Linked DNA regions of Homo sapiens: all the other regions are linked to region 2. Evidence: chromatin contacts called from ENCODE Hi-C or POLR2A ChIA-PET data. All regions are on one chromosome and are shown on one strand. Each heading gives the region's core, a stretch centred on a gene start or an enhancer-like site at or near the end of the contact. The rest is flanking DNA. Distances are from core to core; before and after follow the strand shown. Region 1 overlaps PRDX6-AS1 (PRDX6 antisense RNA 1). Region 2 holds the start of ANKRD45 (ankyrin repeat domain 45). Region 3 overlaps SLC9C2 (solute carrier family 9 member C2 (putative)).

Region 1 (2,700 bases), core at 48-2,547, 240 kb before region 2:
AGGATCACCTGAGGTCAGGAATTCGAGACCAGCCTGGCCAACATGGTGAAACCCCGTATCTACTAAAAATACAAAACTTGTGGCCAGGCATGGTGGCAGGTGCCTGTAATCCCAGCTATTCGGGAGTCTGAGGCAGGAGAATTTATTGAATCTGGGAGGCGGAGGTTGCAGTGAGCCGAGATTGTGCCACTGCACTCCAGCCTGGGTGACAGAGCAAGACTCTGTCTAAGGAAAAAAAAAAAGAAAGAAAGAAAGAAATAACATATCAAATTTGCTCCAAAATAATACAGGAGAGAGGATATGTGTAAAACAAAATCAGGCCACATGCTGCTAATTGTTAAAGCTGGACAAAAAGTACATGGGGACTTATTACACTATTATCTCTACTTGTATGTATCTTTGAAATTTTTTTCATGTTAAAACATTTCTTTAAAAAAAAAGAGTATTATGAAAGTATCTGGTTTCTACGAAAAATGATTATTTTTCCAAAAGAGAGAAAAGACTGGCCCCCCTCTTTCTTGTATTTCCTCACCTCTCCAAATAATCTGCTCACATTTGTCACACTTAGACATGTGCTCCCGACCCAAACAGAAAAGAAAAAGTAACCAGAATTCTTGTAGCATCTGTTAGGTGCTAAATAAGTAGAAAGAGTTCTAGTTTAAAATGTGTGACATTCACTTGTGAAGACAGAGAAGCTGAGAGGGGACCCCGTCCTTTGTTAGATGCTGCTCTGCTCATTCTCCATGGCTCTTGGAAACAAGAGCCCAAAGAGAAACTGGTCCTCAAGAGACAGATCCAAGACTGAGCACAGGCTACGCCACAACCTCCACCAGCTGTGGGAAAAGACCATGTGGGGTGTGAATGGCAGCACCCAGCACTGTGCCTGCCGCGTGGTGGCGCTTTATAAATGTTTGAGAAGGGAGAGAGGAAGTTGATTTAGTGGGTTTAGTTTTTAATTGGGTCTGAATAAAAGGTGAGCTTTTGCAATATCCTCTAATCCCCCTCATATATCCTTGTTGCAGAAGGAAAAGTTGAGTGAGAATGTAATTGCCAAGACCCCTTAAAGTGACATTGGTCATAGCAAATGTAGCAGCTTCCTGCCTTACTAAGAACTTTTAGGACGTGCTGGGCTGACGCTGTCAGCTGCTGCTTTGTAAAAATAAGCCCTATAATTAGATTGCTACTCCTTATGAAGCCCACTCAAGTGCTATCCTTTATTTTTAACCTTTATCACAGTCCTCAAGACAGAGTGTGTAGGGCCTCGCCCACAGCTGCTGAGTCAAACCCCAGCAGGCTCCACCCTTCCTGCTCCCAGCTGCATTCCGCTAAAAAAAGGCCTGCCAGCAGCCTACGCAATGGAACGCGGGGTCTAAGCACACAGACGGTTGCAGGGAATCTAATATCCAGGCAGCACTGAGAAAGAACAGCTGCGCCAAATTTGAATCTTCTTTATTTACTCAGCCAGGCAGCTAACACACACAAATAACATTGTTTCATCTTGAATGCACAGAATTCACAACTGCCTTCTTAGCTCACTCCTGTTGCTCAACAATCCTTTTTTACACTTGCATGTTTAATGTAAATAACTTTCACAGAGTCTTCCACTTTCTCTGTATCGATATTACGAACCTGTTGGCATAGTTAGTTGAGACAATAAACATTTAATAATCTTGTGGGTCAGGAGTGGGAATGCCAGAGGAATGCTTATAGCAAAGTCAAGGGAAAGTATTATAGGGCAAAGGGATGTAATGGGGATTTCATTATATTTTGTTGCTTTCTTTTTTGTTGCTTATAACTTGGTATTCACATTCTCTAACAGATTCTTTGAAAAAGTGTGTGCATAGCAAATAGGGCTCCATTTAAATGGACACATTAGGGTGAAGGGTCTATAGAGTTGTTCACTGCAGGAATTAATGTCATACTCTGTCTGCACAAATAATTGTATTAGGTGACAGGCAATACCAACGTTTATATAATTTGTGCTATATATAGCAGATGTAACTCAGAGGCTGTGTACTTAATCCTATAAAAATCTCAACATAAGACACTCTTCCTCCAGTGCCCACAGATCCCACAAACCCTTTGCATTCTAATTAAAGCTCTGCTGGGGTTAAGGCTAATTGGTAATAAAACCCAGGCCTGTGAGAAAGCCTTTCTGTAAAACAAAGAATCCATTTGTCATGCAAATAAGCAGCCTCCAAAGTGGTAAATTTGAATTTTGAATGTTCACCTGTTATCTTAACATTTCTTAGAATGTGGTTCAGCCAGTAATTGCTAGATCATTATTTTCCAGTTTTCCTCATTGCCATCCTTCAAAGAGCTAAAGGGCATGTTATTTGTATTGTTAAATTAATATTTTGTTGTTGTAGACCTAAAGTAAATGAATCACTGTAGTTGTCTTTGGTTTTCTTTGGAGAATGTGTTTGCATTCTAAATATTTTCCAATACAATAATTTCTTTGAGAAAATTTGTCGGTTTCCTTAAATAATAATCTTCAGGTTAGGCTTGAAATTCAAAAGTATGGTGGTTCCTTCCTGATGAAGGTCCTTAAAGGTCTTTACACTCCATTCTTGAGGAAGTTTCTGGGCACTAGAGGGCGCTCTCAGCACACTGGGACGGGATTTGTTAGTTGCACAGAATTAAGAGCCATGCGCTGATTGTTGGGCCTTGGGCCCTGCTGGGGGCCCAAAATCAGCCTGC
Region 2 (2,700 bases), core at 27-2,526:
CAAGGAAAGAATCCAAGAAGATACCTGATAACCTAAATATTTGTATATAAGAGAAATTAAACACTAGCCAAAGAAATCAATTCTAGATTGAGCTAAACTTTAAAACCAATCGGACATTTAGATTCTTTCCTAATAATCAATAAGTAAATGCTCATGAAAGGAACCAGATCAGTCATATACAAAAATAAATTACATTTTCTTTGCCCACAAAAGTAATAACATACATCAAAATTGTAACCTTGCTACATATAACTGAAGTTTCACAGAGAATATGAGCATTGGAGGGAAGAGGGAAGGCTGGAACTATGAAGGCAGAATGGCATTGCTTTAGTCTTGATTCTGTTACTAATTATGTGACTTTTCTGAAATGAGGATAGCACCTGGTCTGCCTTACTAAATAAGTGTAGAAAAATCTATAAACTTTTCTTTTTAACTATAGAATGTGATTGCTTTCGAGCCACCCACAATAGAAAATCACATAGGTCATAGCACCTACCCCATAGGCTCTCACATTTTGGTAGGGAAGACACAAGTAAATCAGCAATGACAGAGTGAGATCAGGGATTCAATGGAGGTAGGTAGAGTGCTTTGAAAGTAAAACCGTGGACATCTACATTCAATTCTGGGTGGCGGTCTCAGAAAGTTTTCCCAGAAGAGGTGAAACCTCGATAGTGAAGAGTAGGAGTCTTAAAAGGAGGAAAAAAGGACAATCCAGGTAACGGGAAGAGCATAAACAAAGGGCAAGGAGGCAGGCGACGCAGCCTGAAGTTGTGATAGAGGAGTAGATCCTAATGTGCCTTTTAAGCCAACTGATTTTTTTCTTCAAAAAAAAAAAAAAAGTAGTCGCTTAATCAAGTCCCAGCTCAAGGAGAAGGACCCCAAGGGCAACCCTGGGCACACAGAGTTAAACAAAGAGAAGGCCTGAGGAACAGGATACAGAAAGTGGCAGCGCCGCCAGGTGATCCAGGAGGTCCCGCGAGGGGGCAACGGACACTTCAGGGCACCAGAGTTTGCTCTTCGGCCTGAATTCCCTAGGGACCTTCTGCGATCCCTTGCGGCTGCCGGCGGGGTAGGAGACCGGTGCGCAAAGCTCTGGACAGAAGCAGTGTGAGGACGCTGAGATTGAAGCCCACTCCCCTCCAGCCCTGCCCGAGCAGCCTGGAGGGAAGATGTCCGTCTACCCCATCGCACTCCTCCCCAAGTGCCCACCCCGGCCCACAGCGCCAGGACCCCTAGACTCACCACACCCGGGCCCCGGCCTCCTCGGTTACCATAGCAACGGCGCAACACGCGAGGCAGCGCCTCCTCCTGCGCCGCGGTTCCGGCAGCGCGGGAAGGTTATTCTTGGTTGCAAAGGCGCAGGAAGCCAGAGTGGAAAACAGCCAGGAATTATCTATAATTTCAGTCTCTGGGTGGCGTGTCGGTTTTTTCTTTGTTTTGTAAATTTTCTGTAATAAGGTATTTGTTTTACAGTTTAAAAATAAGTTGTGCATATTGGTTGTTGGCCTGTCTTTGGCTTTTAAACGAAAGAATTTTCTGGAAATATGAGGTTGCATTCTAAAAACTACAAAAGATTGTATGAATAACCCCTTGCTTAATTTTCTAGTTATTGGATATCTTTCTCCCATGGTTTATGGTCATTGTCACCAGCAAGGAGTGTTTCAGGCGACCTCACAAGTGCCAACTACCTTAGGAGCAGAAGAAACTTGGAGACTATATCCCTCTTGATTCAGAAATTCAAGATGCAAAACACAACTTTAAAAGGGGGGAAGCGATGGAGGTGGAGGGACAAGGGGTTCGAAAGAAACCAGCAGGGAAGGGCCAGGCATACCTAGCAATTATATCAATGTTCACATGAATCACACAGTGAAAACAGGGAAGTTTTTGTGCTGAAGGCAGGTGTGAAGGAAAATATTCATTTCTTTACTGTTTCTACCAAGAGTCCACTAAGGAGTAAGTGAATGTTTTAGAGGGGCTCTGAACATCTGTGCTGAAGTTCGAATAGCCTAGTTCTGAAATGAATATTTGACCTAAGGCCCAAGCAAAATTTCACCATTGTTACAGTAGGTAGTCAGGCATGAGCAGAGCAGGCTCCCCTATCCCCCACCAGGAATGTCAGGCGACCATCAGGTGATAGGCAGTTGTTAACTGTCTCTCTAAAATAATAATTGGTTGCAGCCAATGCCAGGAAAAGGCACTCTCCGAATAGATAGAAAACATCTGAAACTGGTTATCAGCAGCTTCCCCATAAGAGCTCAGGAGTTAGGTGATGTGAGAAACACACTCACCTGTCCAAACCCAAAGAATGGACTTAGAGGCATGAAGAACAGCAAAAGAGACACTTTTTAATAACGGTCTTGCAAGATCGGGTGTCTGGTGAGCAGGAACACCCAGTGCAGTTTCAACAAGGAATTTATCACCTAGTGTGCAAGTCCCTACCCTGGTTCCTCATAGGCTGAGTACTATGGGGTTACAGTCTTCCCCAACGTTGCCTAAGTTTCATTATCCCCTTATAAGGTTACATCTTGTCTCCTTCCCCACTTTAAGTTTTGATTTCCCAATGACAAAACTTTCTTTCCTTTTATGGATTAGCCACCCCACCCCCTATTTTTTTTTCTCCCTCCCCTCTGACTTCTGTGAGTCTTATCACTCTTCCCAGATGTCTGTAGCATGCGGCTTGTCACATCTGCAAGGGAGCTG
Region 3 (2,749 bases), core at 207-2,706, 160 kb before region 2:
AGATGGCTGCTGACCTTATCCCTATCTTACCATGAAGGAAATTGAGGGTCAGAAAGGTTAAGCAACTTACCTAAGCTCAAGTACAAGTAGGCACAGGGATCAAGTTTTAAGCCTAAGTGTGCCTGACTCCAAACCCTGGTCTCTTAAGAAACTAAGCTGCAGTATTACTCCTGTTGCTTCCTTGCTTCTTGCCTCCATCCTTTGTTTCAAAGCTAAACAAGATTTTAATTTTCTATTAAAAACATGTAAATTACCTTCATCATCTGAATTGATGAAAGGTACAAAATAAGAATGTTTTGAAAGAAGAAAATTCATTTTTTAGGTTTACCAACTTTTCCAGGACAAATTTTCATAATGACTTTTCACAGCCTGAACTGGGAGAAAAGGTCTCTCCCATAAGGTAGAAACTTACTGCCAGATTTAAAGAGATGTCAGTCAGCTCTTCCCATGGCCTCTGGGTCCTCCCCATTCCTTTGCCCAGTGGCAGGCAGCTTGGGCCATTAGGGACTTTGCTTCTATCCTTCCCATGCCCTCTTATGTCCTAGGTGGTCACACTTCCTTTGTCTTTACAGAGGTATGGAATGCTGAGGCCCAGGGCCCAGGATCTACTATCAAGTGCCCATAGCCCCTAATGTGTCAACAAAGTGATGTGGCCCCTACTCTACTCCTTTTTTGTCAACCAGTGCAGATACTTCCAGAGCTATGCTAGAACACGGCATCGTTGCCTTGGCGTAAACTAGGGAAAACTTACAGCATCTCATCCTTCCTTTGGCACAGCCCCACGCCAGGGCAAAGGGCGTGGCAAGCAAACAGCAGGCAGATTTCAGCTCCCTGTCCCTTGGGCACACCCTTGTGTAGGGCACCTGTATTACAGTACACAGAAGCCCTAGGTACATTTTTACTGTTTGTAAAAGGCAAGTAAGAACTACAGGGTCATTCCAGGTTAAATTTCTTTTTAAGGTGATCAGTTGAGTTTTAAAGTCACTTTTGGAGCACCGTGAAGAGCAAGAGACTCTTTAGAAATGATATTTCTTACCTGCTCACAGGTTGTAGGTATAATGCAAGGTGCAAAATATGGTTCCTCTGTCTTAGTATCAATTACACTGCCATACACAATGATAACAAATTTCATGGTCATATTATCAATAATCATGTCACTATAGCTTGATAAAGTTTCCACATATGCTTGATTGAACATCACACAGTTCTGAAACCTTAAGTCCTATAATAAAATTGCATTTTAGAAAATAAGTCATACAAACTGACAGATGGTATCAAGAAGAAAACAGATTTACTGATCTATCTGAATTATTTGAGGGTGTCAGAAGGTACACAGCCCCTGGCACCAACAGACAGGATTTATTTAGCATTCAGAATGGCCTCTGACAAATTTCTAAATTCCAAATGTTTATGCTGTTAATGGGCCCTGGATACTGTTGCCCAGCCCTAAATTGTGAGCTCTCAGCCACAGCAGGGTAGTTGGCTATGACTCAGGAGATTTCTATTTGCACAAGACTCAGAGTCTTAAAAGATTCAGAGTTTCACTTACAAGTAAGCTTATGTTCCACTTGACAGGTGAATAGGAATAACACAAAGCCAAAACAAAGCAAGCTAGAGTCTGAGCTATACTTCAAGGCTCAGAGTCATAGACTTTAGAACTGGGAGGGAGTTATTATGGGTTGAATTGTGCACACACACACACACACACACACCACCTCCCACCCAATTCTTATGCTGAAGTCCTAACTCCCAGTATCCTGGAATGTGACCTTATTGAAATGGGTCATTGCAGATGCAATTAGTTAAGATGAAGTCATACTGGAATAGGTTGGGCCTCTAATTTGAACAACTAGTGTCCTTATAAAAAGGGGAAACTTGGACGCAGACTTGCACACAGGGAGAACGCCACGTGAATATAAAGGCAGCCATTTATAAGCCAAGGAGGGAGGCCTGGCCCAGATTCTCCCTCACAGCCCCTCAGTAGGAGCCAATCCTCCCAACACCTTGATTTCTAATTTCTAGCCTCCAGAACTGTGAAACGATGCATTTCTGGTTTTTTTACGCCACCCAGTTTGTGGTACTTTGTTACAGCCGTGCTTGCAAACTAACCCAGGAATTTAGAGATCAGCCCAACAGTAGGCATCTCCTGCACAGGGCCCTGACAGGGCTGTCAGCTCAGTCTAAACATCTCCACCCCCATTCAGGGCACAGCTACATGAGCCAGTCCCTGAATCTCAGTCACTGACAGGTGAATCATACATTTATTTGCTGAGGGCACCAGCACAACTGGGAACCAAAAACATTTAAAAATTAGCAAATGTATCTAGTATTTCACAACCAGAAAATCTAAAAAAAAATCAGCTGTTTTGGTTTGATTTTAAAATGCATATACATTTTGAGTTCTGTGATTTAGAGGGAAAAAAATCTTAATTGGCTAGTTCTTTAATGGAAAAAAAAAGAAAGAAACTAAGTATTAAATAGAGATTCTCTATTTAATAATAAATACAATTTTTTTAATGTTTTATATCTGTACTTTCTCATTTATATAATGAATATGTGTTGCTTGTGAATTTAAAAAAATTTAAAGGACATTCATCTTATTATTGAGTCAAGTCTGAGTCCATACAGTTTCTACCCATTGGTCCTAATTCTCACCCCTGAAGTTTCATACTAGACTCTAAATTTGTCCCACTTCTCATGAAGATGCAAGGTAAAAGGAAAAGAGAAGAATTCCAATCCCCTTATCCCT

The links. A loop is a pair of places that touch in the nucleus more often than their neighbours do. ChIA-PET counts read pairs that join two places held with the same protein, here RNA polymerase II (POLR2A). Pooled maps may share reads with other maps.
Region 1: a loop to region 2 is called in a pooled map, with 3 times the contacts of the local background. The contact joins the enhancer-like site here to the promoter of ANKRD45 in region 2. A Hi-C loop is called at or near these places in 1 of 37 single-sample maps with no recorded cell type and 9 of 50 pooled maps. POLR2A ChIA-PET finds 5 or more read pairs at or near these places in 2 of 52 experiments (H1 and OCI-LY7).
Region 3: a map of prostate gland shows a loop between it and region 2 (1.9-fold over the local background). The contact joins the enhancer-like site here to the promoter of ANKRD45 in region 2. A Hi-C loop is called at or near these places in 1 of 168 maps with a recorded cell type or tissue (prostate gland). POLR2A ChIA-PET finds 5 or more read pairs at or near these places in 1 of 52 experiments (HEK293).

The regions. Positions count from the first base shown.
Region 1 is chr1:173,428,779-173,431,478 of GRCh38, forward strand. All of the region lies in intron 1 of PRDX6-AS1 (PRDX6 antisense RNA 1), which reads right to left. All of the region lies in intron 2 of LOC100506023 (a long non-coding RNA gene), which reads right to left. It also overlaps a transcript of TNFSF4 not described here. Among named protein-coding and RNA genes, the nearest start is that of PRDX6-AS1, 31 kb to the right of the region's middle. RefSeq lists an enhancer at 2,492-2,700. Within about 2 kb of position 1,298, at least 34 of the 41 ENCODE cell types and tissues checked have a DNase peak (open chromatin) inside an H3K27ac peak, as active enhancers do; they include OCI-LY7, where a contact is called at or near this core.
Region 2 is chr1:173,668,575-173,671,274 of GRCh38, forward strand. ANKRD45 (ankyrin repeat domain 45) reads right to left here and starts at 1,277. Exons shown (of 6, transcript NM_198493.3): 1 at 1,243-1,277. LOC105371619 (a long non-coding RNA gene) reads left to right here. Exons shown (of 3, transcript XR_922291.4): 2 at 2,660-2,700. RefSeq lists a cis regulatory region at 2,322-2,700.
Region 3 is chr1:173,505,820-173,508,568 of GRCh38, forward strand. SLC9C2 (solute carrier family 9 member C2 (putative)) reads right to left here. Exons shown (of 28, transcript NM_178527.4): 25 at 1,037-1,222. Among named protein-coding and RNA genes, the nearest start is that of PRDX6, 30 kb to the left of the region's middle. RefSeq lists an enhancer at 1-190. Within about 2 kb of position 1,457, at least 4 of the 41 ENCODE cell types and tissues checked have a DNase peak (open chromatin) inside an H3K27ac peak, as active enhancers do.